2 separate regions of the Homo sapiens genome follow, and region 1 is linked to region 2. The links are chromatin loops, found by intact Hi-C in ENCODE. Cell type or tissue: mesothelial cell of epicardium. All regions are shown on one strand. Links, peaks and the distances in the headings refer to the core of each region. The heading gives the core; the rest is flanking DNA.

What was found. Peaks named below come from ENCODE experiments on the same cell type or tissue, not always from the same donor. Only the 100,000 strongest peaks of a DNase experiment are listed, where the experiment ranks them.
Region 1: a loop joins it to region 2, with 20 times the contacts of the local background. A loop is called at or near these places in 1 of 110 quality-filtered maps.

The regions. Positions count from the first base shown.
Region 1 is chr2:128,505,914-128,520,855 of GRCh38, forward strand. The region is part of intron 1 of LOC105373611 (a long non-coding RNA gene); the gene reads left to right. It also overlaps the pseudogene ISCA1P6. Among named protein-coding and RNA genes, the nearest start is that of HS6ST1, 190 kb to the left of the region's middle. In mesothelial cell of epicardium, for the core only: no CTCF peak of the experiment used is centred there; no DNase peak of the experiment used is centred there.
Region 2 is chr2:128,435,838-128,450,779 of GRCh38, forward strand. All of the region lies in intron 1 of LOC105373611 (a long non-coding RNA gene), which reads left to right. It also overlaps the pseudogene RNA5SP103. Among named protein-coding and RNA genes, the nearest start is that of HS6ST1, 120 kb to the left of the region's middle. RefSeq lists enhancers at 2,439-2,939, 2,940-3,440, 10,638-10,932, 12,570-13,561. In mesothelial cell of epicardium, for the core only: no CTCF peak of the experiment used is centred there; DNase peaks (open chromatin) are centred at 5,314, 5,494, 6,304, 7,264 and 9 weaker places.

The sequences.
Region 1 (14,942 bases), core at 3,257-11,256, 71 kb after region 2:
AATCAATTAGTTGCAGACTAACATGGGAGAGATTACACCCTGCATCTCTGAGCTTGGCCCTGCTGCAACCTGTGCATGGAGAGTGCAATTGCATCATATTTCCAAGACAGTTGTGACAGGGATTCGATTCTACTGTAGAGTGACGGCAAACACCTGCCAACACCCTTTCTCAGCCCCTATGACACTGGCAAGGATGCTGTGTCCTTAGGCCCTGCAATCAGCAGAGGAAGCACCAATAGCCAGGACACCACTCCACATCTTTAACCAGCAAGGGGACTTTCTACCTCTATGAGAGCAAGAGTTCAACAAAATGTAGCCAATGCCTGTAGGTGATGCCATCCACACAAGTGACCTGGGGCCTCCAGCTTGACCTACAGCTGTCCAGGGCCCTACTTGTGTTATCCCCACCCCTGAAGGCTTAGTCAGCAATCTTTGCCTTTTATTAAAGGGTGGTTTGAAAGGAAGAACTGCAGCTCTCCCTACCCATTTCTTGCACAGTGTTAGATATTTTAAAAGCATTTTCCTTTGATCTTTCCAGCAATAAGCACCTTTGAGCTAGGTTAAAGATTTCAGCTTTGGAAGATGGGCAAGCTGGGACTCAGCAATGTTAAGAGCTTTTCAATTCAGTAAGTATTCCACCTGCCAGCTACTGCCCTAGGCACTGGGCAGAATAACACAAATCCCTGCCCTTGTAGAGCTTCGGTCTAGTAGGGAGGAGACACATTATCAACTATGGGCATTCTATAGTATGTTAGGAGGAGTTCATGTTTGAGAAATCCCAGCAGAGTAGGTGAGATTAGGGATTCTGGGTTGGGCAAGGGCTGGAGGCAGCTTGCAATTTTGTATAAGTAGTCAGAGCAAGCCTCCAAGCCAAGGTGATGTTAAGCAAAGGTTTGCAGGAGGCGAGGGAGTTAGCCATGGGGTTATCTGGGGGAAGAATGTTCCAGGCAGAGGGAACAACCCTGCAAAAGCCCCAAGATGGGCCATGCCTGAGTGCTCCAGGAAGAGCCAGGAGCCCAGCGTGGTTGGAACAGAGCGCTTGCAGGAAGAGCTGTAGCGGGGGCAAGGGAAGCCATGCTGTGGGGGGCTTTGAAGTCACCATGAAGACTTAGGCTTTTCCTCCAAAATGGGAGCCAGGGAGGGTTGGAGCAGAGGAGCATTATAATCAGGACTTTATTTTAAAAAGGTCACATGACTGCTGTGTATGGAGGCAAGGGTGGGGCAGGTAGAATCCTTGGGTGGCTACTACAATAATCCAGGTGAGAGGTGGTGGTAGCTCATGCCAGGGCCTTAGCAGTGGAGGGATGTGGCCAGATTCTGGATATATTTTGCATAGTGAGCTCTCAAGATTTTCTGATCCATTAGAGCAGATGAGTCAACCATGACCTTAAAGGTTTTGACCTGAGTGATGGGAAGGATGGAGTGGAGTCAGGCAAGGTTCAGGCCAAGTGGGTGGGGGAAGATTGAGGAGCTGAAGTCCTGGGTGGTTGAGTTTGAGATGCCCATTTGATATCTACGCTGGACTTTTGAGTAGGTGATAGACCAGGATTACCTGAGCATATTAGGAGCAGCTGGTAGGGGAATTAGGATTTCTCTGATCTCTCTGTCCAAGCCTCTCTCTGCTACTCCATGGTGATTTTCTCTCTTCCAGTGGTTTTGAAAACTAGATAGTAGAAAGCAATTTATGTCACAAATGTCATATTTGCTTTAGGATTTGAAAGCTAGAATTTCCCCAATTCCAGGGGCCTTTTCCTTAAATGCCTTGGTGGAGCTGGCAGTTCCCCCCGGTGGTGCACAAACCTTCGTGCAAATATCCATTTGGCATGTTCTGTGCAGGGATATGGGTGATCATGCCTCTTTCTCTCCCTTCAGAATGTGAGGTCCTAAAGGGAGGGCTGGCTCACTCATCTCTGGGCTTCCCATCAGGGCTCTTGGGGTGACCTATACCTGGAGAAGTTAGTGTGAGGCTGAGGTACACCAGGGCCTCCCAGGGACACCTGCCTTTACTGGGGAGTCTTGGACATCTTTTCCTATGGCTCTCCTTCTTTTGGTTTTCCTCTTTTTATGAATTGCTCATTCACAGTGTTTACCCATTGAAAAAATTGGGTTGTTTGTCTTTTTCTTTTTGATTTGTGGGAATTCTTTATATATGTTGTCTACTAACTGTGTGTTATTAAGCAGCAAATATCTTCTCTCAGTATGAGCTTGTGTTTTTATTTTGTTTTTGATATCTTTCATTCATAGAATTTACAAATTTTGGCTCTGCATGGTGGCTCATGCCTGTAATCCCAGCACTTTGGGAGGCCAAGGCAGGCAGATCACTTGAGGTTAGGAGTTGGGAGATCAGCCTGGCCAACATGTGAAACCCCATCTCTAATAAAAATACAAAAATTAGCTGGGCCTGGTGGCACGCACCTGTAGTCCTAGCTACTTGGGAGGCTGAGGCAGGAGAATCCCTTGAACCTGGGAGATTGCAGTGAGCCGAGATCATGTCACTGCACTCCAGCCTGGGCAACAGAGTGAGACCCTGTCTCAAAACAAAACAAAACAAAACACAAACAAAAAACAAAAAAAGAACTTACAAATTTTACTGTAGTCAAGTTCATTAACCTTTTCCTTTATGACTTGTCCTTTTTGTGTTCCTCAAGAAATCCTTCTTCGTAGCCAGACCATAAAAGATGCTTACCCATATTTTTTCCTAAAGGTTTTACTTTTCATGTTTAGATTTTTATTTTAGTGCGAACTGATTTTTGTATGTGGTACAAAATGAAGATCTGCTTTTATATTTTCCTTTATGGAAACATCTGTCTCCACTATTTTATTTTTATTTTGTTAATTATTTTTTATTGTTATATAGATATAAATTAGGGCTTGCTACGTTGCTCAGGCAGGTCTCGAACTCCTGCCTCAAGAGATCCTCCTGCTTCACCTCAGGATTGCAGCCTGGAGCCACCGTGCTGCCCAGTCCTCACTATTTTTAATGCCAGCTCACACATTGTTTCCACATATGTGTGGATATGTTTCTGGGCTTTTTATTCTGTTCCCCCTTCCTATTTGATGGTTCCTGGGTCAATACCACACTGCTTTAATGATTATAGCTTTATTATAACTTCTGATATTTAATGGGATAAATATTCCTATCCACTTCTTTTTATTAAAAATTTTGCTGGTATTCTTGGCCCTTTGTTTCTCAGATATTTTTCAAAATCATCACTTTGTCAAGTGCCATGAAATAGGCTGTTGAATTTTTATTTGAATTGCATTTAATTTATAGCATAATTTTGGAAGAACCAATATCTTTATGATGCTAAATCTCAAGAGGATGGTAAAACTACCTATGTATTTACATTTATTTTAAATTTTTTCAATGATTTCTTAGAACTTTTTCTATAAAGGCATGGCTGCACTTGTGCAAATTGTGTATCTCAGTCTAGTGATGCCCCCTGGAGTTGTGCAGTGTACAAAGTTCATGGCTGCACAGGGCAACAACGTGTACAAGTCTTGTACAAATTTCTTAACTTTATTCCTAAGTACTTATAATTTATATTGTTATTGGAAGTCGTACTTTCAAAAATTTTCATTTTAAAATGTAATGTTGCTGGCATGAGTGCACACACACACACACACCATCATCATCATCTTATATCCAGTGAACTTGCTAGACTCTTTTCTTTTAGATTTTTTTTTTGTGCATAAATCACATTATCTGCAAATAATAAAATACGTTTTTCTCTTTCTAATCCTTTTACTTTCTTTTCCCATTGCACTGGCTAAGACCTCGAGCACAATAGTAAATGAAGTAGTTATAGAGGATACTTTTGTCTTTGACTTCAAATAAGTTATGCTAGTGCTAAGTATGATTTTTTCACTGGATTTCGAGACACAGACTTTATCGAGTTAAAGAAGTTTGCTCTTATTCCTAGTACGTGAAGAGGTCTTTTCATTAAATTTCAAAAGTCTATTTATAGGGAAATAATAATAATAATTATTATTAAGCAGTAGCTGGGATTACAGGCACCTGCCACCACACCCAGCTAATATTTTTATTTTTAGTAGAGATGGGGTTTCACCATGTTGGCCAGGCTGGTCTCAGACTCCTGACCTCAAGTGATCCAACCGCCTTGACCTCCCAAAGTACTGGGATTACAGGTGTGAGCCATTGTGCCCAGCTGGAAATTATTATTTCATTCCCTTTCTTTAATTTTAACAATTGCAGTGGTGAATTGCATCAATATATTTTCTAATAGTAAATCAATCTTGCTTTCCTGGGAGCAACTTGATCATGATATATTTTTGTATTTATTCATCACTGGACTTGGTTTGCTAATAATTTATTTATGATATAGGTATCTATGTTCATGAGTATAATTGGCCCATAATTTTCCCTGTTTGTATAGTATTATCCTTGTTTAGTTTTGCTCTCACAGTTACTCTAGACTTCTAGTGAGCTAACGTTCTATCTACGCATTGGAATAGTTTGTATAATGAAATTATTTATTCCTTGACTGCTTTTTAGAACTCACCCTAAAGCCATCTGGCATCTGGGCTTGATTTCAATCTCTCTGTCTCTGTCTCTCTCTATAGATTTTTTAAGCTCAAGCAATCCTCTCGCCTCAGCCTCCCGAGTAGCTGGGACTACATGCATACACCATCATGCCTGGAAAATTTTTAAACATTTTTTGTAAAGATGGGTTCTTGTTATGTTGCCCAGGCTGGTCTTGATCTCCTGGCTCCAAGCAATGCTTCCATCTCAGCATCCCAAAGTGCTGGAAGTACAGGCATGAGCCACTGTACTCAGTCTGTTTTACATTTTTATTGAGTGGCTGCCATGAGCTGACTTTTTAAAAAATTAAGAACACAACAAGAAATATTTTCAAAGAAAGGAAATATATCCTCTCCCAAACTCGAGTAAGCCTTATGCTTTGATGACTCACAGCCCTGGGTCCCAAGGTTACTGCATCTTCTAGTTCTGGTTTCTTCAGCTCAAGGAACACTTACTTGCATCTGGGGCTCTTCAAGAATTCTCTGGCTGAGAGGACTCTTGGCAATGGTGTATGTTGGGCCTGGTTCATCTGTGTGCCAGGAGGGAGACTGAACCTCAGCATGCATGCCAGGAATTTTAGGGCAGGGATCCCCAATTTCCTCCTTTCCTGCATCATCATTTTCCCCCTTGCTATCGGCTCATTCCCACCACATGCCAATGTGCTGCAGTTTCTCCTGTCTGGGAAACAGCCTTCTCTGATGCTGCCTCCTCCTCCAGACACTGCCAGGCATGGGGCATATTTGGAGCTGGAGCTGGCAGGGTGGCAGGTGGGTTGGTTGCCTTATAGAGAATGGTGTTGTGGCTGTCATTGGGACATTTTGTGTTTCCTCTTTGCTCTTTCGGGATCTGCAGGCTGCTCCAGGTGAAGCTGGAGTTCCTGAGCTGCGGGCAGGGGTGGAAAGGATCACAGCAGGGAAGGCCCAGGCTCTTCAGGCCATTTATTGCCCATGAAAGACTCAGGGGAGCCTGGAGCGTGTTCTCACCTGGTCTCCAGATAGGACCTGCCTTCCCTGCTGCCGCCAAGACCTCTGGGGCCTGTGGGAAGTGGGGCTCACCTCCCAGGCACAGTGTTACCTCCTGGACCCAGAGGAGGTGTGTATTAGGCTGTTCTTGCATTGCTATAAAGAAATACCAGAGACTGGGTAATTTATCAAGAAAAGAAGTCAGATTGGCTCATGGTGCTCTAGGCCATACAGGAAGCATGGCAGCGTCAGCTTCTGGGGAGGCCTCAGGAAGCTTCCAGTCATGGTGCGAGGCAAAAGGAGGGCAGCCATGTTACAAAGCAGAGTGGGAGCAAGTGAGAGGGTGTGTGTGAGGTGCCTCACACTTTACACAACCAGATCGTGGGAGAACTCACTCATTATCTTGAGGGCAGCACTAAGGGAACGGTGCTAAACCACTCGTGAGAATCCATCCCCATGATCCAATCACCTCCCACCAGGCCCCACCTCCACCGTGGGGATTGCAATTCAACTTGAGATGTGGGCAGGGACAACTATCCAACTCTATCAAGGTGGTGATGCAGCCTAGGGGGCCCTTCTGGGTCACTCCTTGGGCTTGGAGAGACTGAGCCATTGAGGGACGTCAAGTCCTAGATAATCTAGGATTGGCAGAGCAGGAAGGAGAGAGACTCAATGATGTTGACTTCCAGGGGCAGGTAGATGGGCCCTTACCACAGGCCATGGACAGCTGCTGTTCTGCTGACTGGCTGCGGCTCCGGGTTAGTCCCTGCCTTGTCAGCACCAAGGCTCCAGGCGTCTCCAGAGAGCCAGGGTTCGCTCCTGTTCCCCCGGTCAATAGGGCTCAGAAAGCCCAGGCCTCAGGCCCCCTTCTGAGCTGGGGGTGGTACGCGGCAGGGACACTTTCCCAGACCCTGCCTGACCTCCCTATCACTGCAGTGTGGTCTCCTGGGCCTCACCTCCCTCCCTTGTCCCACAGAGATACCTCCTGCAAGAAGCCAGAAGAGCAAAGAAGGCCGTGTGTGTAAAGAGCCCAGTGCTGGTAAGCACTTGTAAGCATGGCTCCCAATCCTGTGCCTCTGCCTGAGATGGTGGTGAGGCCGGCCCTGGGCCTCGGTTTAATCATTTGCTAATCACAGTGAATAATTCAGGTTCTCTTAACCTCCCAGGACTACTGAGAGAAACACATGGAAAAGTGAAAAATGCGTAATCCAGACCCAGGGCCAGCTTGGCCCCCAACCAAGGCATTTCTCCTCTGCCACCTGCTAAGCCCTGGGATCCACTGCCCTCTTTACTGGGATGACTGCCTTTGGCTGTTAAGGGCTGGCACTTGAGTCGCCTCCCCCTGAGGAGCTCCCAGCCCATCTGCTCCAGACAGGACTGGCACAGGCTCTCCCCTGTCGCTGCAGCCTCATGCCCCCGCCACCCCAAAGCTTATCATGTTCTTCTTTGCCTCCTTATCTGTCCTCCTGGGCAAGAATGAGGTCTAATTCAGGCCTGAATCCTTGGATTCAGCAAGAATTTTTAAACAAATGGATGCACAAATAGCTGGGTGAGAGCCAGTGAGCTGTGAGCAGAGCCCAGCTCAGGGAGGGGCAGTGGAGCCACACTCAGGGCTGGCAGGCCCTCACTGGGTGTGAAGATGCCCTGGGTTTCCAAGTTTCCAATCACGCTGGTGTTTAGCCAAGGGCGACCCCAAAAGAAGCCCCAGCCCTGAAGAAAGATGGGTCCTGAGGCCACACTCAACATCCCTGCCCTGCACTGGGCTCCTCTCTTGGGTATCCTCTTTCTAAGCAGCAACATCTGGCATGGACTGAAAGTTGAATTGTGAAAATGAAAATGCCTCTCTATTGGTTTTATGATCATCCCTTGTGTAAGTCACATTACGAGAGCTGCTTTTGGCGTGGTCTCTAATTCCTCACCACTTCTTTGTCTTGCATCCTGCTCCATGGCCTTCCTCCCAAGCCATTCTACCGATGACCCTGGCCTTGAACCCTCACATTGTCAAATCCACACTCCCCACTCCCTCAGCAGCATCACCCTGGGTGACGACACACGTAGCCTTCCTAAGGCCTTTGTGACCCCATTCTGTGTGGCTTACCCCTTCCTTCTCAGACTCGGTGAGACTTGTTCCATCTTCCCAAGGTTCCCGAACTCTGTGGGCCCTCGTCTTATCTCCCCGGCCAGCCCATCCATCACGTGACCTCCAGCACTGTGGCCTGTGTGTGCCAGGCCCTCCAAGGAGCTCAGGTACTACCTGATCCCATGACTTGGATGTCCAAGAAATCTCTCAAACTTGACGTGCCCCAAACTTAATCACTAATTTTTCCCTTGAAATCTGTTCTCTCCCAGTCTTTCTCAAGTCTGTGTGAGCCACCTCTGTCCACCCAGTTTCTCAATGATGAATCTTAGAAATTGTCCTGCTTCCTCTTATTCCCTCACTCTCTGCATCCAGCTCATCAGCAAGTCCCACTGGTTCTGCTTTCACATGTACCCCCAATCTGTCCACGTCTCCCTACTTATTGCCTGGGTCCCCCATGAGATGTAAGCTCCCTTAAGTGCAGGGACTTTGTTTTGCTCACTATTATGGATCGGACCCAGGACCTGGCCAAGTGCCCACTGCCAGTGAGTTCTAAGTTCCCCGTTGTTGAATGAATGACCGAGTTTCATTTCCTCTAGCAAGGAGCCCTGCAGAGTGGGACTGGGCCCCACTTCCTCTTGGGGTGAGTTATGTCTAAACTAAATGGTGCCCTTCCCTTCCCTTGCCTTCCCTGTCTCAGCACAGGGCACCCCACACCCAGGATTTCTTCTCAGCCCAGTCCCCTCCTTCCATACTCATCTCCTGTGTGGGTCACCTGCCTCTGGTTTCTCGGCTCTACCAGCTTTTTCCATCTCTGCTGACATTGCCCTGGTCCCCATGTGTCATTTCTCACCTGAATAGATTACTTTGCTTCTCTAATCCCCTCTCCACAAAGCAGGGTTTATGTGATCTTTTCAAAACTCAAATCGGATCACGTCACTTTCCTACTTAGAACTCTTCAATCTTCTCCTGAGGCCTGATGGTAAAATCCCACATCAGACACGGCACTGCTTACTGTGCTCTCAAGACACCCCCTGTGTCTCCCACCTCCACCCCTGCTTGGCTGGCTCACGTCAGTCTCACCTTGCTGGGCCCTCAGACCAGCTAGGGACCCACTGCTGCCCAGTCCCGGGGGAGCTGCTTCTCCGATGCCTGTGGCCGCGTTGAAGAGCTGTGCCTGTGATTTTGTTATTTGTTTGAGGTGCCGCCAGGCAGTCAGTCTCCTTGTATTCCAGTCCACGTAATTATCGATGCTTCCCAGGTTCTGCCCTTCAGCCTCGACCTCTCCCTGGGCCCTCGGCCTGGTTACCTGACTGTCCACTTGAGAGCTCAGCAGGGATGTCCAGCAGGTATCACAAATGGAACATTCCTGAACACCTGACTCCTGCTCCCTGCCCATGCCCAGCCACGTCTGCTCCTCCCACAGCCGGTGCCAGCCCAGGCACCCCAACATACCCCGTCCTCACACTTGTAGTCAGTTTTCACCTGCTGGTTCCACCTTTCAAACATACCCTGAGTCCCAGGGGCCTTCTAAGCACATTTGACACCCAGAGGTTATAACTTTTTCTTTTTCTTTTTTGTGAGATGGAGTCTTGCTCTGTTGCCAGGCTGGAGTGCAGTGGTGAGATCTTGGCTCACTGCAGCCTCGTCTCCCTCATTCAAGTGAGTCGCCTGCCTCAGCATCCCGAGTAGCTGGGATTACAGGCACCCACCACAACACCCAGCTAATTTTTGTATTTTTAGTAGAGACAGGGTTTCACCGTGTTGGCCAGGCTGGTCTCGAACTCCTGACCTCGTGATTTGCCCGCTTCCGCCTCCCAAAGTGTTGGGATTACAGGTGTGAGCCGACGCTCCCGGCCGGTTATAACTTTTTCTAACAACCCCTGTGCCATGGACTGAAGGCTTGTATCCTCCCGAAATTCATGTGTTGAATAACCCTAAGCCCCAAGTTGTTGGCATTAGGAGTGGGGCCTCTGGGTGAGATTAGGTCACGAGGGAGGAGCCCCGCTGTGGGATTCCTGCCTTTTAAAACAAGAAGAGATACCAGATTTCTCTCTCTTCTTTCTGCATGAAGCAAGGAAAGGTCAGGTGAGGACCCCGACCACGCTGCCACCTTCATCTCGGACTTCTGGCTTCCAGAGCACAAGGAGGGAGTGTTTGCTGTTTAAGCCATCCAGTCTATGGTACTTTGTTACAGCAGCCTAAACTGACCAAGACATCCCTCTTCTGTATGGCAGAATTATTATCAGTCATAGTCAAGAGATAAAACTTATAATCATGTCCAGAAAAAAAAATGCAGAGTGTAAAGTGTCTTAAATTGAACTTTGTATGTATAATCATGGCATGATAAAAGTGAATACTTTTTTTTTTTTTCTTTGAGATGGAGTTTCACTCTTGTTGCCCAGGCTGGAGTGCAGTGGCGCGATCTTGGCTCACTGCAACCTCCGCCTCCCGGGTTCAAGCAATTCTCCTGCCTCTGCCTCCCAGGTAGCTGGGACTACAGGTGCCTGCCACCACACCTGGCTAATTTTTGTATTTTTAGTAGAGACGGGGTTTCACCATGTTGGCCAGGATAGTCTCAATCTTTTGACCTCGTGATCCGCCTGCCTCCGCCTCCCAAAGTGCTGGGATTACAGGCGTGAGCCACCGCGCCCGGCATTTTCATTTTTAAAGATAGTATTTAAAATCAGTAATATTTCATGTATGAACTAATATGTATATTTGTCAAACAAAAAATGTTATACCTTGAAGTTCACAGTTTTATCACTTTACATATTTTAAACACAAATAAACATCCCAAGTGGTCCCATAGACTGACAGAGTTGAAGTAACTGATGTTCTGTTTCCTCGTCTTTATTTTGTTTTCGGTTTTTTTTTTTTTTTTGAGACAGGGTCTTCCTCTGTTGTCCAGGCTGGAGTGCAGTGGTGCAGTCATAGCTCACTGCAGCCTCAAATTCCTAGGCTCAAGTGATTCTTCTACCTCAGCCTCCGCTACCATACCTGGATAATTTTTATTTTTATTTTTGCAGAGATGATGTCTTACTGTATTGCCCAGGCTGAATTCCCACCTCAGCCTCCCAAAGCGTTGAGATTATAGTCATGAACCACCGTGTCCGGCCTTCCCTTGTCTTCATAATTGTGCTGTTAATGTTTATTGTAAATGTCCCGTTTACTTGAAGGGGTTGGACACCTGATTTGGCCCATGGTGGCTGGTGTGATTCTGAAACCCGTGAACTTCGATGAGAGCTGGTGCCCATGTGGGACCACCCGAGCAGCTGGGAGCCCTCTGAATTAATGTGTATGTAGAACACAATGCTGACGAGAGGAAAAGTGACAGAGGTACAAGCTTGAGGTTCACACACGTGTTATTAGAACTCAACAGTGACTGCAGCAGTGGTAGAAATAAGATAAACAGAACAGTTTTTGCAGGAGTAGTATTTTATCAATGAATATATTATTGTCTGCACATGGTGATGTTATGAAGCCATCAACTTTTCATCAGTGTCATTGGTGGTGTTAAATTCACTGTGGGATGTGTACCCCTTACCGCCTTCACCTAGGCAGGCCGTCTCTGCACCCTCCCTCGGTGCCTGCCTGTGGGATCTGACCCCTTCTCACCATCTTCCCTGCTGCCGCGATGGCCCCAGCCCCCACGATGCCTCCCCGGGATTCCTGTCATTGTCACTGTAGTGGGATGAATTGTGATTCCCCTCCAAACATTCATATGGTGAAGTCTGCACCCCAGGACCTCAGAATGTGACTGTATTTGGAGATAGGGGCTTTTTTTTGTGTGTGATCACAAAGAGGCCACATTTTTTTTAATTGACAACTCAATCTCTACATACATACAGTACTGCACGAATTATAAGTGGATCAACAATTATATTATTGATACAAACTCATGAGCATTTACATAAAACTACCACTCTAGGTTTTGGTGTGTTTTGTGCCAGCTACTTTAGTGAATAAACGAAACATAAAGGAACTCAGCTACTTGAATTCATGAGAATTAGCTTTCAGAAAAAGCATATATATCATCTCATAGAATACTTATTATGTCAAACCCAGGAAAATCAGTAACTAAGTGACAAAAGGAACACTTTTAAGGAAAAGTTGGTGATAAATATGTTAGGCTAAAATACTAAGAACTTTAGCAACTGGACCAAGGAACCAGAAAGTGTATGCACACTGGGAATTTTAACAAAAGATCCCCACATTCTCCTGTACAGTGAGGACCACATTCCAAAAGCATATCTGGGTTGCTACAATGTCGTCTCTGCTACAAACCATTGTTTCAAAGGTGAAAGAAACAAGATGGTAATTCACATATAAAGGTTTTAAAATTCTTCCCACTCAAAATAAAATAAAAATAATATAATCTCTATCAAATTATAAAGAAATTCTATCAAAATGTTGACCACATAAAGAAGTCAGACCATTTGCCTTCACTGACTGCCTCAGAGGGCAGAACATGTGTCACCTACAAGGAAGGGGAGAGGGGGGTAGAGTCCCTACTCTCCCCCGGCCTGTGGAGTCAGGGTAGAGAGGAGCCCTTTGGCTTCCCTGGGGTTTTGCTTCCTCACATAGGGAATTGAGGGAGGTGGGCTAGATGGCTTTAAGAGACTCCTCAACTAAAAGAATCAAAGTCAGCTTGAGATCCCATCTCTGAACAGACATATAGGGTGGCAAAAGAAATGGATTAAAAAAAAGGTGGATGACGTCTTTCTCACCTTTTGATACCATCACTCAGAACTAATCTGTACTATAGTTGAAGAAAATCTTTGCCTGGTATTATTAAAGGGTATGCAGTGAGGCAGCTGAAAATGAAATTTTTCATAAAAATGTATAAAAAGGCTGTGTTAAGTTTGGGTGGAAAAACAATGCACCGCCACATTACTACCAGCAGTCAGGATGTCCTGTCTTGGATTTTAGGCGTCGCCGATCTGGTTGGGAGAAATGCTGAGGGATGTTCAAGCCATTCAATAGCGATCTAAGGAGTGCACACAGTTGAGGAAATGGATAAACAAGTGCCCAGGAAGGCAACTTTAATGAAACTGGTTCTAAAATAAAGGATGCAAGAGACCTAAATGATCCAAAGAGAGTGATGGCTTCTCATTTTCTGTCCCCTATAGAGAATATAAATATCATTTCTTCTAGAATCCAATACACTGGCTTCATTTTCAAGATGTATCACTTTATTTTCCAGCACGTGACAGTCACATGATTTCTGCATTGAACCCCAAAGCTTCCACCAGCTTTCCTGGAACCTACGGCCAGAAGAGTCCTGAGATTTCAAATATTAAAGCTTTCTCCACAGCCACAAGTCCCTTTGATGTTTGGGTTACTGAACACAAACTCACTGGATAATTTGTCTTCAACATAGCACATTTCTGTTCCTCAAAGTGTTAGCTGTGCTTTCTTTTCGATGAGCACTCTGACTCCATCTTGAATAACTTCTTCTTCAGAATCTCCTTTTGTCTTTGTATATTCTAGAGTATAAGAAAGGCCATTACAGCCCCTGGTTCGGACACCAACTTTTACACCTACATGCTCAGGCTTATCTTTAAGAAGTTGTTTTATCTTGTTTACTGCTGAAGGTGTCAGGGTGAGGGCTGCCCGGGTGGGCTGCAGCTTCCTCTTGCTCACAGCCTGGACAGTTGCCCGGACTAAGGAAGCCGACATCTTCGCCGTCCCGATGCCCCGGTGCCTCGGGCCGGAGGTCGGCCGCCTCAGCCTCTCTCCATGGACACGGCGGGCGCATTGGAGATAGGGGCTTTAAAGAGGGGATTAAAGTAAACAAGACCACATGGGCGGGGCCCCTATCCAAGGTGACTGGTGTCCTTCTGAGAAGAAGAGATGAGGACACAGATACCCAGAGGGAAGGCCATGTGAGGATACGGGACAAGATGGCATCTCCACACCAAGCAGAGAGGCCTGGAAGGAAGCAGCCCAGCTGACACCTTGCTCTCTGGCTCTTAGGCTCCAGAACAGAATGACAGGAGTCTCTGTCAGCTGGTGGCATTTGCTGCGGGGTCCCGAGCTGGCCAGTGCATCACCTAGGAGGTTCCCCAGCCCCCCTTGCCTCCCACCAGTCCTTCCTCACCACAGCAGCACCATGCTTCTCTGCTCCAACCACATCCCGCTTCTGTGCAGACCCCTCCAGGGGTCCACAGAGCCCTGGCAGGAGCCACAGGCCCCACCTGCTCCACTCTGGCCGCTAGCCTGCTCCTGGGCCCCAGGCCTGTCATGCTCCTCAAACACCCAGGTCCTCCCATGGCTGGGCCTCTGTCCTTGCTGTTTCCTCAGCGGGAATGCCAGTTCCTTGGTGTCCACATGGCCAGCTCCCTCACAGACTTCTTTGTCTCCAAGCCACCCCTCAGTGAGGCCTTGGAGTTCACATCCTCTACCCAGCATGTCCCATGGCCCTGGCTGTCCCCTTCCTCCTTACTGCATTGAGTCTTGTTCTAACATGCTTTGTGAGCATCCTGTGTGTGCCACCAGATCTCAGCACCTGGACCAGGGCTGAGCACAGAGCAGAGCAGGGCATGGTGGGGGGCAGTGACTCTCCCGGGATGACTGAGGATGCCAGCCCTGCCCCACTCTTGAGGGTAGAGTGTCAGCCTGGGGCACATTAGCCTCCATTCCCAGGGCCTTGGAGCAGATTTACAAAGACAGCTAGATTGCAGAACTAGCTCCCCAAGGCCTGGCTCTTCCCATAGGAAATGAAATGGGATTTTGGAAAACAAAAGTGGAGAAACTTGAGGGGCTGTGGCAAGGATGTGGGGTTAGTGAAAGTTTCTAGAAGTTACCCCACCTGTGCAGACATCGGGACACAGGAGAAGATGGAATCTTCACGCCAAGCAGAGGCTGGAAGGAACCAGCCCAGTTGACACCTAGCTGGGATCAGCCAGGTATACCTGAAATCTCGACAGAAGAAGGGCTTTGGGTGGGAGAGGGGCAGGCCTAAGTCACTGCCCACTTCATCTTGGGGCACACAGGGCAGGGCAGAGCTGCCTTTGCTGAGTCACCAGGCACACTTCAACACTCCGGCCCCAGCCAGGCACCCAACAGGATTACATCAGCAGCCTCAGTTTCTTCCCCATCCCTGGCCTTTTCCTGTGAGTCCTCCTTATGGAGACCACACTCCTCCCGGGAGGGGCCTGGCCTTTAAGCCCAGGCCATGCTGAACTGCCAGTGGTCTGGATAGGCCCTTTGAAAAGGCAGGTACTTTCAAAGTGTCATTTCAGGGTTCCTGGGAAAGGCTTTGGAGTCAGACGAGTGGGGTCCTTCTGCAGGTGAAGACAGGCAAGTTATTTCCTTCTGAGCCTCAGCTGTCACCTGAGGAGGGGCACACTGGCCT
Region 2 (14,942 bases), core at 2,272-10,271:
GCCCACTGGTCCCGTGTGCCCCTAGGTAAAGGTCTGTCCTGTAGGGTGTTAACCCACTGCTTCTCTGGGCTGCACACGTGTGCAGATGCCTGGGGGTCCCCAGGGATGTTAACAGAGAGGCTCAGTGGCAGGGAGAGGCGGGGGTGAGGGCAGGGGCCAGGCACTTCATTCTCATCTGTGTGAAGTTGGTTAGAGACCACACACAGAGTGGAGCAAGAGGCGAGCAAGGCAGGGAAGGTCTGAAGCAATGTCCTGGGCACTCTGCTCAGTGTCAGCGGCACTCATGCAAAGCATTGTGCTGTATATAAATGACTCGATTATTGCTGGTCTGCTTCTTCAGCATTCAGGCATACATGGCCCTCTTTTTACTGACATATGGAGCAACTGGCTCCCAGTTCCGAGGTGGTGGAGGCAGGGCACTGCCCCCAGCATGGCGTCCTTCACGCATGACTGGCAGATGGTGCCATTTCTGGGCCATCCTGGCAGCTCCCCACTGCAGGAGCCCCTGCGGTCTGTCACGCTGGTCCTCTGAGGTGGAGCTGTCTGCATGCACTTGGGCGCCGGCCCTCCCCTTTGCACGGAGCTGCCCGGGGCTGGCTCCTCACCTGCCCAGCACTCACATACATGGCAGCTGCACCCCAAATACTTGTTCAGTGAAGTATTGGGGGTGCAGCATCTGCAGTATCACTGCTAGTGCCTCATTGCTGCTGGGTTTCAAGGGCATCCCCATGAGTCCTGGGATGTGGGCTGATTGCTGAGATGAAGACCAGTGTGAGCAACTGGGGAGAAATCCTGGAGTCACAGGGAAGACATGTGCCTGGTAACTGTGCCAGTCTGCAGCGAGTCAAGGAAAAACAATTTTTTTTTTGGCTTCTGGCAAGTGGTGCTGGTTCAGGCTATGGTTCCAATTAGGACATATGGTGGAACTAACGAATATCTTCCACCGTACATTGTCGGCCAGATTTAGTGAGGAGAGGATGTGAGGTTTTCTTTGATGATGGTGATACCAGTAGCTCTCATCTCCTAAGCACCTACCAGGTGTCAGATCGTGGCATGTTGTTGCCTTTTGTCCTCACTACAACGCCGAGGGTAGGCATCATCGCTCCATCCCGTTGGCTCTGACCAGGAGTCTGGAAGTTCCTTTATTCATGTGGAAGGTGGGGCCTGGGTCCTCCTGGTTGAACTGAACACTGGCCATAGGTGAGAGCTGTGTGAGTGGTGTGTTGCACCAGGGAGGGGTGTGGAGGGGTGAGGGTGGGAGGCAAGAGCGCCAGGAGTTGGGGCCCTATCGGCAGAGCAAGACGCAGCCCCCCAGGACCCATAGGAAATGGAGAGCCTGGCATCAGCCTGGCCCCAGGCAGACCTGCGTCCACCAGCTGAGCCAGTTCTTGGAGTCTGGAGAACCTGGGTTTTTGTCCCCTCGGTCAAGTCCCTGGGGCTTTATAGGGCATCTACCAGGGGCCTGAAGCCAGGCGAGGCCTGGAGGAGGGGAGAGTGGAGGACGGGAGTGGTGCTGGGCAGGCGTCCCCGGCCCCGCCTGAGGAGCTCTGAGCTCAGTGGTCCGTGTGGCAGGAAATGAGGGTTGAGGCAGATGACTTCCAAGAGCTGATGTTGTATGACATGGAGGTCATCTGCTGCAGGCACTGGTGGGCTGGAAAGGCAGCCAGGGGCTGGGGCTGGCTGCTGTGGGTGGCTGGGCAGGCCGGCATCACATGAGTTCCTAGGTCTTTTAGTTTTTCTTTCTTTTTTCTTTTTTTTTCTGAGATAGAGTTTCGCTTTGTTGCCCAGGCTGGAGTGCAATGGCGCGATCTTGGCTCACCGCAACCTCTGCCTCCCGGGTTCAAGTGATTCTCAGCCTGAACCTCCCGAGGAGCTGGGATTACAGGCAGGTGCCACCATACCTGGCTAATTTTTTTTTAGTAGAGATGGGGTTTCTCCATGTTGGTCAGGCTGGTCTCAAACTCCTGACCTCAGGTGATCTGCCCGCCTTGGCCTCCTAAAGTGCTAGGATTACAGGTGTGAGCCACTGCGCCCGGCCTTCTGGTCTTCAAGTTTTTCAAGAGAAGTCAGAAACCCCCCTCATTTTATATGGTATTTACTGAGTTTCAAATGTTGATAAGTAATTAACAAACAAAAAACCCACTATAGGGTTAAACAAGACCCTTTGCTGGATGGATGTCCTGCGGGTGTCAGTGTGTGCATCTGGTGCTGGTGGCTTCATGTCCGTACATTGTGAAGCAAAATCCTGAAGAGCAGGGGCTGTGGGCACCTGGACTGGCACTGCCTCCTGGTGCTCGTCTCCTGGTACCCATCTCCTGGCACCCACCTCCTGGTGCCCATCTCCGTCCCCCGCCACCCCGTGCCACCCCCCAGTGTGGAGCGCAGCCTGGTCCGCAGAGGCCGTCCGCTAACCACTCCCGAGGACACGGCTGCTCTCCACACGGTTCCGTGACTGTCCTACAGGGGTCTGCCACTTCGTGTTGCACAAGTGGGTGTGTGAGTGTGTGAATGTGATCGTGTGTGTATGAGTGTGGGCATGAGGTGTAGGTGTGAATGTGGACATGAGGTGTAGGTGTGAGTGTGGACACCTGCATATGAGAGAGAGCCCGTGCACGGGGCAAGTTGGAGTGTGAGGTGTGAGCATGAGTGGGTGTATGTATGATGGAGTGCATGCATGTGTGCCTGTGTGTGTGAGTGAGCATTGTGCCAAATCTCCTCAGAGTCTGGGGTGCTTTGCAAGCTGAGCACCTTGGCTCCAAACCTCAGGGGGCAGGACAGCTGCCTGTCCACTGTGATTCCCTCTGTTCCTCTCCAAAACGCTCTGCCCACAACGAAGGGGCCTGAGCCCTTCCCCGTCTCTGGGGTCAGGCTCGGGCCTGGGCTCCCAGCACTTCTGTCTGGACCACTGGTTCCTGGGGCCCTGAGCCACTGTGTCAGAAGCTCGACTGCCCTGTGGAGAGGCCCAAGATCAACAGAAGAGGGATGGGGGCCCGCCATCCCCACCCATGTGCCGGGTATGAGAGTAGGCACGTTCTGGACCTCCAGGCCAGCTGTGCTGCAGGCTGAGCGCCACAGAACGACCTCCATCGCCCAACGTCACGTCACACCAAGCAGAAGAATCGCCCAGATGAGTCCTGCTCCAACTCTGAGCCCCTGGACAGTGAGATCTGATCGTATGGTGTGTTTTAAGCCACTACATCTTGGGATGGTTTGTAAAATAGCAGCAGATAAGCAGAATGATCAATTCCTTTAATATTTCCCAAATGGTAATGTGTCATGTTTGGTAAAGGGTTTCTTTCAGGCTGCTTCAAATTAGAAAGAACCATGTCAGCAAACTGTGACAATAAAAAAAAAGCAGCAGCCCGAATCCCAGTGAGACACAGGCTAGCTCATTCATTCAGATTCAATTCTAATGACGATGACTTATTTTTCCCCTGTTAGCAGCATCACTGGTAACTAAAGTTAGCCTTGGCTCAAAAATCAATGTATTATTTTAGAGCCTAAAGCAGGCAGGGAGTGAGCTGATGACTGACAGGAGGGCTGCAGGGCCTGTGGGTTCCAGGCCTCTCTCTCCTCCGCTGCTGCCTCCCGGGTAGCTGTGTGGAGCTGGCGGCCAGTAACCCTGAGGTTGAGCAGGAGCCCCCAGCAGGCTTTCCAGCTTCTCGGCCACGCCTTCCTTGATGTGGTGAGGCACACGTGTCAGCCAGCACTTGGTGGTGTGGGCTGACTTGTGCTTGTCCCCCGAAACTCCTTTACTAAAGTCCTCACCCCAGGAACTCAGAAAGTGACCTTATTTGGACCTAGGGTCCTTACACAGGTGGTCAAGGTAAAATGAGGCCTAATCCAACCACTGGAGTCTTTACAAGAGGAGATGAGGACACACACAGGGAGGTGACGCGAAGACACAGGACATCTGCAAGACACAGGGAGAGGCCGGGGACAGAGCCTTCCCTCACAGCCCTCAGAGGGCACCTTGATTTTGGACTCCTGGCCTCTACAGCTGTGAGACAGCAAAGCTGGGGTGTTGAAGCCACCTGGTGTGTGGCACTTTGTTCTGGCAGCCCGAGGTGACCAGGACACTTGGCACGTTCATGCTGATCACAGCTGCATGTGTGGGGGCAGCCATGAGCTTGCCTGGCCGAATGCCTGGGTGCTCCTGCGTGGTCACCTGCTGCCCCCCACCACGGCTTTCCCCATGTCACAGCAAGGTAGGCTGTGCACGCTTGTCCCAGGCTGGACCCTGCACCTCCCCCAGGAAGGTGGTTTGGGGCCACCTCCACTCTGTCCAGTGACCCTTCCCTTCTTTTGTGGCATTTTTGTGCTTTGTGGCTTCATTCCTATGAGGTGGGGGTCCCACCATGGGGACAACCAGGAATGACACTCCAGCTGGGTCCTTGGTTGCCCCACTTCTGAGTCTCACCAGTGAGAAATCCCCAAGCTGGAGTAGCCCCATGAATTCAAAATCGAAGCCCCTAGCAACTGTCAGTGGCTCCCTGCAAGCCTTGTTCCAAGCCACAGTGGTCCTGCCCTGGATCAAGGGAGCAAACTCAGAGGCACTGTGCAGAGGAGACTCCTGGTCGGCCTCAAGACAGTGCAGCGCAGCAAGCAGAGGCTTCAGGGAGGCAGGGCATAGGAGGACGGCCCCAGTGAGCAAGGAGCGGGCCCCACCCAGATGGCCATGGGCACAGAATCCTTGGGGAGCTGCGGAAGTCCTGGTGGAGGAAGAGGGCAGCTGAGGTCAGAAGGGGAGAGGGGAGGCTGGGCAGCAGCCCTGCTGCATTCCTGGGACTTGATGGTGATGGTCACACAGCGGCTCCAGGAAGCAGATTCTGAGAGGGTGTACTGGGCAGGACGACTTTAGGGAATTATCTTGGCATTGAGCAGGGGCGGGGAGGGGTAAGTTGGGATGCCAAGCAGAACTATTTTAGCCTTGGCTGATGGCCAGGGAGCAGTGGGCAAAGTGGCCCACAGAGGCTTCCCCTGGTGGGTGAAGAAGGCCCTTGGGTGTGGGCTGCCTGGGGAGGCGGCCTTGGCTGGCAGCTCTGCAGCTGAAGCAGACCCCACAGTGGCCGGCAGCCCTCCCAGCAGCCTGGTGACCACTGGGACTTTACTGCTCCTCAGGATCCCTTGGATGTGCCCCCCCCTCCACCCCAGCCTTCCTTGCCCGGTACTCATGGGCCCCAGGGGAGCCCATCAGATGCTGGCACGTGGGTCCCACCAGTTCTCATCCGGCACCTGCTTCCTTTGCCTTTCCCCTCCCCTTGGGCTCTGGCCAGCTCCAGAGATGCCCACATGGCCACAGCCTCAGGAGCTTGTTCAGCTGTGTGGAGCTAGTGCACGGTCATGGGGCCTGCTGGGCCCTGTGTCCTGCCTGTCCCTGCCCTGCCTGCCTACCCTTGAGCACAGCCCGTCCGGCTGGGCAGCCCCTTGGCGGGCAGCTGTGCGAGTTCCCAGCCCTTGGTGCTGGTCCTCGGGGCCCATGGCCTCAGCCTGGTACACCCGTCATGACTGCGTCGCTCATCTGTCCCCTTCTGAGTGTGTCCACTGCCTAGGCTGCTGCTGTTGGGGCTGCCCCTGGCTGGGCCAGGCAGGTTCCAGGAAGTGGAGCCTGGAGAGCTGGGAACAGAGGCTGTGGTGCCAAAGGCAGAGGCGGCAGGAGTGGGAGCAGCCTTCAGAGGTGCGGAGACGGGCAGAGGCCACCGAGGAGCACCACCTCCCAGGGCTGGACCACGTGCTGGGCCACGCGTTGACCTCTCTCCAAGCAGCTCCTGTCTCGCTGCCCTGAGCCCTGGGGTGTGGTTCAGGAAAGGCCACCTGCGCCTCTCCCCATAGGCAGGGCCACCCAGGCCTGCAGTGGTGGCAACTCCATCCCAGTCGGAAGCCTGGTGAGTCCCAGGGAGCCGTCCAGGGGACGCCACTGACCCCTTGGTCAGTTCAGCCATCACAGGGTGGCACCGGGGGCCCCTCCAGCCAGGCCCTCAGCCCCTCTCATTATCTTCCTAGTGCTCTTCCTGCTGTCTGTGGTCTTTGCTGTTTTTCTGTCTCTTGAATTTCCCTGACATTCCCTGCTCCTCTGTGCTTGGGGTTCACAGTCTGGAGGGGCCTTCTGTAGCTGGGTGCTGCTGGTGGGCACTGACGAGGGGTGTGTGAACGCAGCCTGGCTGAGGCCTGGGCAGGGAGCTGCTAGATTTTGCCTTGAGCCCTCTCTTGGGCGTTCCCCTTCCTGCTCCCCAGTCCTTATCTCGGTTCTCCCCTACCCAGTAACCAACTCATTAGCAGTCCATTTCATGGACAAGGTGACCTTCTCACACAGAGAGCAAGAGCCCCCCAACTGCCCAGGGGCGCAGAGTGGGAGCTGAGGCTGAGGCTGGGGGTGGGGGAAAGCACCTCCTGAGGGCAGTTTGCTCCAGGGAGCAAGAAGGAACTGGAGGGGGGATTCCTGGGTCTCCTCCAGAAAAGGCGCAGGCCAAGGTGAGCAGGGGCTTTGAGGGGAAGGCCCCGGGTGAGAATCTGCCCTGGGGTGCCCTTGAATCTGCAAACCATGGTTCCTTCCCAGAGAGGCCCTGAGGCTTTAGTTATGTGGCCCCAAATTGGCAACTACTTAAGGTCCTCTTTAGGGGAGTGGCTGTCTAAATTATGGAGTGATTGGAATGAATGCCCCTCAGCCATTCAAAGGTTTACTAAACATATGAATCCACGTGATAAAATGCTCGTCCTAGAAGCTTAAGTACAAAGAGCAGGCTACAAAATGGCCCGTGCCCCGCCCCCCACTTCTTGCAAATTTTGCTTTGTAAACAAATAGAAGTTAGGCAGAGAAAAAAGGCTGGAGGAAGTACTAGACCAATGTGGGAACAGTGAGTTTATGAGTTATTTACATTTTTCCTTTCCTTACAGTGAGTTTTTGCATTATTTACTTTTTTCTTTTCTTTTTGCCCTTGGGAATCACTGTGTAATGTGGGCAGCTGATTAGAATGAAGGTGAGGCAGCCAGGGAAAGGTTTACTAAACCTATGAATTAACACAAAAAAGCAGGCTACAAAAGCATGCCCTATTCTTGGAATTTTGCTTTGTAAAAAGCAGAAGTTATCTTAGTGGAGTAGGTGGGCCCTGGGGGTGCAGAGGAAGAGGCTCAGGAGTTAGAGCCTCCTTGGGGGCAAACCCAAGTCAGGAGGAGGATCTTTTTTCAGAGGACTTTCTCCATTTCCGGAGTGGAGTCGGGCCGGCGCTCCCCACACCCCTGCTCTGGTTCCCTGATAGAAGCAGTGCAGGAAAAAGTGCAGTAGCTGCCGGCCCGGGGCCTTCCCTTCTCTGCTGAGGTGGCCTGGCTGGGTCTAGTGCCTACTGGGTGATTTGCCAGCAAGAGCAAGTCAAGATTCTTGTGGCCCCTGCGGCCTCTCATGTGTAGTCGGAGTAGTAACCTGCTGACTTAGCTGGCACCCTCCTGTTACCGGAAAGGGGTCCCGATCCAGACCCCAAGAGAGGGTTCTTGAATCTTGCACAAGAAGGAATTTGGGGTGAAGTGAAAGCAAGTTTATTAAGTAAGTAAAGGAATAAAGAATGGCTACTTCATAGGCAGGGCAGCCCTGAGGGCTGCTGGTTGCCCATTTTTGTGGATATTTCTTGATGATATGCTAAACACGGGGTGGATTATTCATGCCTCCCCTTTTGAAACCATTCAGGGTAACTTCCTGGCGTTGCCATGGCATTTGTAAACTGTCATTGCGCTGATGGGAGTGTGGCAGTGAGGATGACCAGAGGTCACTCTCTTCACCATCTTGCTTTTGGAGGGTTTTGGCCGGCTTCTGTACTGCAGCCTGTTTTATCAGCAAGGTCTTTATGACCTGTATTTTGTGCTGACCTCCTATCTCATCCTGTGACTTAGAATGCCTAACCATCTGGGAATGCAGCCCAGTAGATCTCAGCCTTATTTTACCCAGCCCCTATTCAAGATGGAGTTGCTCTGGTTCACATGCCTCTGACGCTCCTGCGGATGCTGCCGGGGGGGGCGTGAGGTCCCGCCGGCCTGGCGTGCAGCAGCTCTGCATGGGGCTTCATCTGAGGTCTGGTGCTGGAGAGTTCAGGGGAACACAGGATGGCAGAAAGTAGCGGGTGCAGGGTGGGCTTCCAACGCCTCATCCAGTGGCCATCTTGGGGCAGGTTTCGATGCTGCTGGTGCCTGACCCTAGTTCATGAGATGAGTGAGGAATAACTGAACACTGTCTGGGAGCCTTGGGCAGACATTTGCTTTTGGCTGAGGCTGGCATTGCTGAATGATGCAGTCAGTGTGGCCCTAGGGTGACCAGCCTAACTCCCCAGAGTCTACCCTCCTGTGTCTGTGCAGCCCCCTGCTTCTGCAGTTAGGACCTCGCTGGGCTGTTCCTGGGGCACTGGGGAGTTTTCCTGGCAGGCAGGCCCTGGTGTGAGCATGAAGCTGCATGACCGTCAGTGACTCCCCAATTCTCTTCCTTGCCTCCCCTCCTCTGGCCCTTCCCTCACCACATGACTGCATTTCCAGGAGGCCCAAAGCTCCCTAGCACAATCCCTTTCCTGCTCTGTCTTCCCAAGAAGCTGCCCTGTGCATGGTGCTCTCGTGAGGACACTCGGATGCAGGAATCACTCTGTGTCCTCAGATGAGCGCTGGGTTTGTGCAGCAGTCTGGCCCCTCTGCCTGGCAGTGGCACCATCTGCTCCCAGTCCCTCAGGCCTGCAGAGCTCTCAAAGAGAGCCCATCTGGCCTGGGCCTCCCCCTCTTCTCTGCCAGGGCTCAGAGGGAGGTGGTGCAAGGGCCAGGTGGCACCCACCTGCTCCCCTCCTCTCTCACCACCAGGCAGCCCCCCACCAAGCCCCCGCTGTGGGAAGTTTGAGGGTGGCTGATATGGCCAGGCGTGGGTGGTGGTCACTGGGCTGTTTGCTGATGATATTCCCAGGTCTCCACTTTTGGGGATGTGGAAGGGGACCCATCCTGGTTTCCCTGTGGTTGGCTGGGGCAGAGTAACTGGTTCTGGCTTCGATGGTAACGAAGTGATGAGTCGAGAGTGGCCTCCAGGCTGGGCACTTAATTTCTAATGTGAGGCCTCTCAAAATTCTTTCTGCCTCTTCTACTAATCAGCCAAATTCCAGAGGGGAGACCCCAAACTCTAGCCTTGGCATGAGGGAACATGTAGGGGAGCCCTACCCTTCTCGTGGGATTCAGTGTGATCAATGCTGCATCTCTGATTTCTTTTCTATTTTTATTTTTTACAAAAGCCTACAGCACCCAGTATTCCCGGGTGGTCTCCCATCCAAATACTAATCAGGCACAACCCTGTTTAGCTTCTGAGATCACACGAGATCAGGCATGTTCAGGATGGTATGGCACAGACTGTATCTCTGATTAAGTCACTATAGTGAGGTTGTTGACTGTCTCAGGGCAGGAAAGCTGATACCGACTGACACAGGCCCTGTGGAAAATGCCTCTTGTTCAGAACGAAGGAGCTGCTCCTGGCTAGAGGAGCCCTGGTGATTCATGTGGTGCAACCCTTTACAGAAGGGGAAATTGAGGCCCAGAGCGGGAAGGATGGAGTCTTAGGTCACAGAGCCAGTTGGTTGGTGCCACAGCTGGGAGGCGATTGCTTGTCTTGTTGGTATCTTCTTTGTTGAGTCACATTGCTTCCAGAGACTGGATTTGTGGAAATGCTTCTAAAGCAGAACAGAAAAACAATGGCCCAACTTTGGGGTGAGGGAGAGTTAATATAGAGAATTTTTATTAAACACTCATTTTCAACCTTAGCCTGAGGCCAAGAAGACCATCCTGCTGCTATCATTGAGGCTGCAGGCTTCCTGGCAGGGGCGTAGCTGAGTCGGCCCCTGGAAGCCTTTGAACAAAGTTTGCAGCCTTCTCTGAAGAGCACACTGAGTTCCCTGGGAGACCAGCCAGGGGAAGAAACAGGGGCTGGTGCTGGCTAGGTCCTTTCTGGGCGGGCTCACATTGCTGCATGTAGGTTATATTAGCCTTGTCTCGTTCTTTTTTTTTTTTTTTTTTGAGATGGAGTCCCATTCTGAGCTTGGGCTGGAGTGCAGTGGTGTGATCTCGGCTCACTGCAACCTCCACCTCCGAGGTTCAGGTGATTCTCCTGCCTCAGCCTCCCGAGTAGCTGGGATTACTGGCATGTGCCAGCACACCCGGCTAATTTTTGTATTTTTAGTAGAGATGGGGTTTCACCATGTTGGCCAGGCTGGTCTCGAACTCCTGACCTCAAGTGATCCACCCTCCTCAGCCTCCCAAAGTGTTCAGGGATTACAGTGGTGAGCTACCACGCCTGGCCAGCCTTGTCTTGTTCTAAAGGTGAGTGCATGGAGGTTTGCAAACATTGACTTGTCCAGGGTCACACAGCTGGTAGGTGATGGAACTGGATTTGAATGTGGGTGGTGTGGCCCTAGGACTGGTTCCTGGAGCTGTCAGCTGCAGCCCTGGCTCAGCATCCAGATTTTGCCACCTTTTAGCTGTGTGTCTGTGGGTGTTGCCTCACCTCTGAGGTTGTTTCCTTGCCCCTCAGTTGGATCCTAGGGCAGATCCTAGGCCTGCCATCTTGGTGTTCCCATGAGTTTTGCAGACAACGTGTGTGAATGCTGGTTAGGGCCAACGCAAGGCAGGCAAGGCTCATGCATGTAGAGTCCTGGGAGTTCCTCCAGCACAGAACCTCTTGGAGATCTGCTGCTTCCACCCTCGGGCCGGCATGGGTGCCTCAGCCAGCACCCAGCAGTTTCCCCGGAAGAGAAGCTCAATTTCCCTGAGGCTTTGGTGGCAGTTCCCAGAAAGGGCTGTCCCCTTCTGGGAAGGAAGGAGGAGAGAGGGTGGTGGCAGGGAGCAGCTGGTGGCTGAGCAGAGAGGTCAAGGGAGGGGAGCGGACGCTGCCGGGAAGCACATATTGATTTCCTCCTTTTAAAAATGGACTCAAGTGGAATCATTCATAATGTGCTCTCCCACCACTGACAATACCCATTCCCATCACTGTCAGGGAAATGGATTTGCAGCACTCTCAGAAAAAACCAACATGTTGCCGGAGACGAGCAGAGGCGGCTCGGTTCCATCCCCAGATGCTTTCTGGAGACAGAGGGCGGCAGGATGAGCTGTCTGGGATTGTTCCCGGGGCAAGATCTGCAGTGAGCCTTGCAGCCCCGACAAGCAGCCACCCCATCGTGGGCCGGATGTTGAAAGGGGAAGCCCAGAGGGGTCTGACAGAGCCCTGGGGTCGGGGAGGCCGCCTGGGGAAGCCAGTGTCTGAGATGAGTCTCAGGAGTGGCCATGTAGAACCTTCTAGGTGGAGAGACACCATGCCCGGCCCCTGGCCAGGTGGCTCCCTGCAGGAAATCAGTGGGAGCCCAGTGTGGCTGGGACTCTCAGGGTGAAGGCAGGAGATGGGGAGGCTGGAGAGAGGGACAGGAGCACCCGGGGGTCCCAGTGTCTTTCTCTGCTACCACCCTCCAGGGGCCGTCAGTCCAGGTGTGGGGAGGCAACTTTGGGTGGGGTATGGCCCCTGCTGATCACCCACAATGCCTGCCCTGGGTCTGGAGCTGGGCAAAGGGACACTGACCGGAGGCCACTGTTCTGCCTCCCTTGGGCTTGGCTGGGGCTGCCCAGCAGCAGTGGACACATTCCCAGCCATGGCCCCCGTGGGTGGTGCCGCCTGCTCTGAAGACAGCCCTGGCCAGTCCCCTGTCCAGGCAGACCATCTCCCCTGTCAGCAGGGCTCAGGAGGCCACCACACCCAGGTACATCTCAGTGTTCATTCATCCACCCAATCATTCCTTGGGAGGAACATCGACACCTGGGCCTGGGCAAGGTGCTGGGGAGCCAGCCCCATAGCTTTATGGCAGGAGCAGGTGGGAAGCAGGACCCACAGTATTATGGTGGGGGCAGGTGTGGGGCAGGACCCCACAGCGTTACAATGGGGGCAGGAAGGGGGGCGGGACTCACAGTGGTATGGCGGGAACAGGTGGGGAGCAGGACCCACAGTATTATGGTGGGGGCAGGTGTTGGGGGGCGGGACCCACAGCATTATGGTTGGGGTAGGTGGGGGGGCAGGACCCACTGCGTTACAGTGGGGGCAGGTGGGGGGCGGGACCCACAGCATTATGGTGGGGGCAGGTGGGGAAGTGGGACCCACAGAGCTATGGTGGGGGCAGGTGGGTGGTGGGACCCACAGCGTTACAGTGGGGGCAGGTGGGGGGCGGGACCCACAGCATTATGGTGGGGGCAGGTGGGGGGCGGGACCCACAGCGTTACAGTGGGGGCAGGTGGTGGGCGGGACCCACAGCATTATGGTGGGGGCAGGTGGGGGGCGGGACCCACAGCGTTTCGGTGGGGGCAGGTGGACACACACAGGCTTTGGAGCCACGCAGACTAGGATCAAATCATACACTGTGGGTGACCTTTAGAAAGCCATCGAAGATCTCTGGGCCTCAGTTTCCTGAACAGCAAAACAGGGCTAACTCTTGTCAGATGGCTGTGGGGCTCCAGGGATATGGTGGCTATGAAGGACCTGGCAGGTATTAGGCCCCCACCAGGGCCCCAGGAGCTCAGCCCAGGTGCTCTTCGTTTACCTGGACACTTCAGGCAGGCTGCGCCACAGGGCCTTGGCACGTGCTGCCTCCTCCCTGTCACCCCAGCACTGCCCCCTGCCCTGCCGTATCCTCTCGCCACAGTGCTCAGTGATGTCCCACGGAGATGGGTGTCTTTTCTTTCCCTCGCCAGAATGTGAGCATCGCCAGGGCTGGGGTTTCGATTTGCTTTGTTCCCCCAGTCTCTTCCATGCCCAGAACAGTGCCTGGCCAGTGGCAAGGGTGAGGGGTGCTGCTGAGTGGCTAGAATGTCTGAGAGCAAAGCCATGGCCATTTCTGCTCACTAACCCTGAGCAACAGGAGAGGGGTCTGGGCCGAGGGCCTTAGTGGAAGGGGGCTGTCAGTCCTTTTGAGCCTTCATGAGGTGGGAAGAGAGAGGCTGGGCCTTGGAATCAGAGAGCTGGTTCCACCCCTGCAGGGAGTGCAGGTGGGAGGCTCAGGCCCCAGGTGAATCAGGCTCTGTCCCTGCCTGTGAGAAGCTCCTGGTCTGGAGGGGGCCCCAGCCATGAGAAGAGTTGGAAGCCACCCAGGATGATGTGAGAACCAGACCCAGACAGTGACTTCCCGGGTCAGGGTGCCCCTTGGCAACCTCAGACAGCTGCTTGGCAGTAGCCCAGTTGGCCCCTTAGGGAGGCACCCCCAACCTTCCCTGGCCACGTGGGTGGGTATTCATGGGCCTGGCTGCTGTGTAGGTCAATGAGACCCAGGCTCCTTAGGAGCTGTGTGCTGGCATGTTGTCTCTGTCCTCAAGAGCTGTTTCCCCCTGGTCATTACAGGTACACGCAGATGGCAGAGGACCTGTAAAACCCCTGAGGGGTCAGGGACGTTGCCTGGGCTGAACAGTTGAGGGATGCAGCAAGGGACTAAGTCAGGGTGCCCACCCCGGCACACACAAGCATGGGCCTGGGATTTACCAAAGGACGGAGTCCTCTGTCAGTGATGAACACGAATCTTCCTGGGAGAGGGGCCCGAGCTGGATCTGAGTCCTGTCTGGCTGATGCCCTCTGACTGTGGGTGGTGACTGGCTCACTGAGCCTCAGTTTCTTCACCTGTAAAGCGGGCGTGGTAACAGTACGGCCTCAGGGGCTGTCTTGGGGTAGAGTGCACACTGAGCACTGCTTGTTCTCGCAGTTACCATGGGGATTCGAATTCACTCCACGGCATGAACCACATGTGCTGGAGGGGCCTTTCCCGAGATCTTTTTGGATGGTGGAGCCTCTGCAAGTAGACTGTAACCAAGAAAGGAGGGCGGTGGGCCCAAGGCACAGCCAGCCCTTCCCAGTTGCGTGAGTGGAGGAGCAGTGGGTGGTGGCCTTGCTGGAGAGAGAAGCCTCCGGGAGTGGGCCTGGGCCCCGTGCTCCTAGCCTGACCCTCCCGGTCTGAACTGAGCCATCTCAGGGAAGGCCGTCTATAGAGGGCAGGCTTAGTGGGGCTGTGGCGCTGTCTTCCCAGTGCTGGTGGGGATATACCGCAACTCCGAAGCCCCGCGTGTGTCTGGCTCCCAGCCCTTCCCTTCAGAGGCCCAGGCCTCTGGCATCAGGCTTACTTCCGGCTCCTGGCCAAAGCTGCAGCAGCTCCCAACAGGACAGTGACATCTGTCTCTGGGATCAGAAAGTGGTGGCTGAGGCTCACCCCATCCTAAACAGGAAGAGAGCAGGCAGACGAGGCTGGGTCCCTGTCACTAAGGCCTCTACAGAGGCAGGGCCACTCAGGGTGGACATGGCCACCCAGAAGTGTGGCCTGGGCTGGGCTAGCCTGGGAGGGTGAGGAAAAGGAATGGATGAAGAAGACTGGGAGATGCACCTAGCTTTGATGCCTCTGCTTCATGGGTCTCTTTGATGCCTCTGCGTCATAAGGCTGCTGTATGCTCTCGCTGGATGGTGCGTTGGATGGCCAATGGCAGGCAGACAGCGTTCCCGCCTCGGCTCTGAGACCAGGCATCTCCTCAGCACAGAGGGCCCCACTCCTTCAGGGGTCACCACTGGAGGAGCCACTACCTCTTTCCTTGAGTTATCACAACAATCCCAGGTCACTCCCAGTGTCACCCCGTTTTACAGAAGAGACAGCTAGGGAGTTGCGGAAGCTGCTCATGAGTGCTGGGTGAGGGCCAGACTCAGGGTCCTTCTGCAATAAGAACCCTGCCCCCCTGGGCCTGGGGCAGCGGCTGTGTTTTCAGGAAGGTTGCACAGAATTTGGATCTCTGCCCCACTTCCGCCCCTGACTTAGGCGTCTTCCAGAACCCCCTAATCCCCTGCTTTATCTAAAGAAATGAGTGCTGCAGAGAGCTAGCCACAGGCTCCAGGGAGCCATTTCTAATGGGAAAACATGCCCATTTGCCTAAAT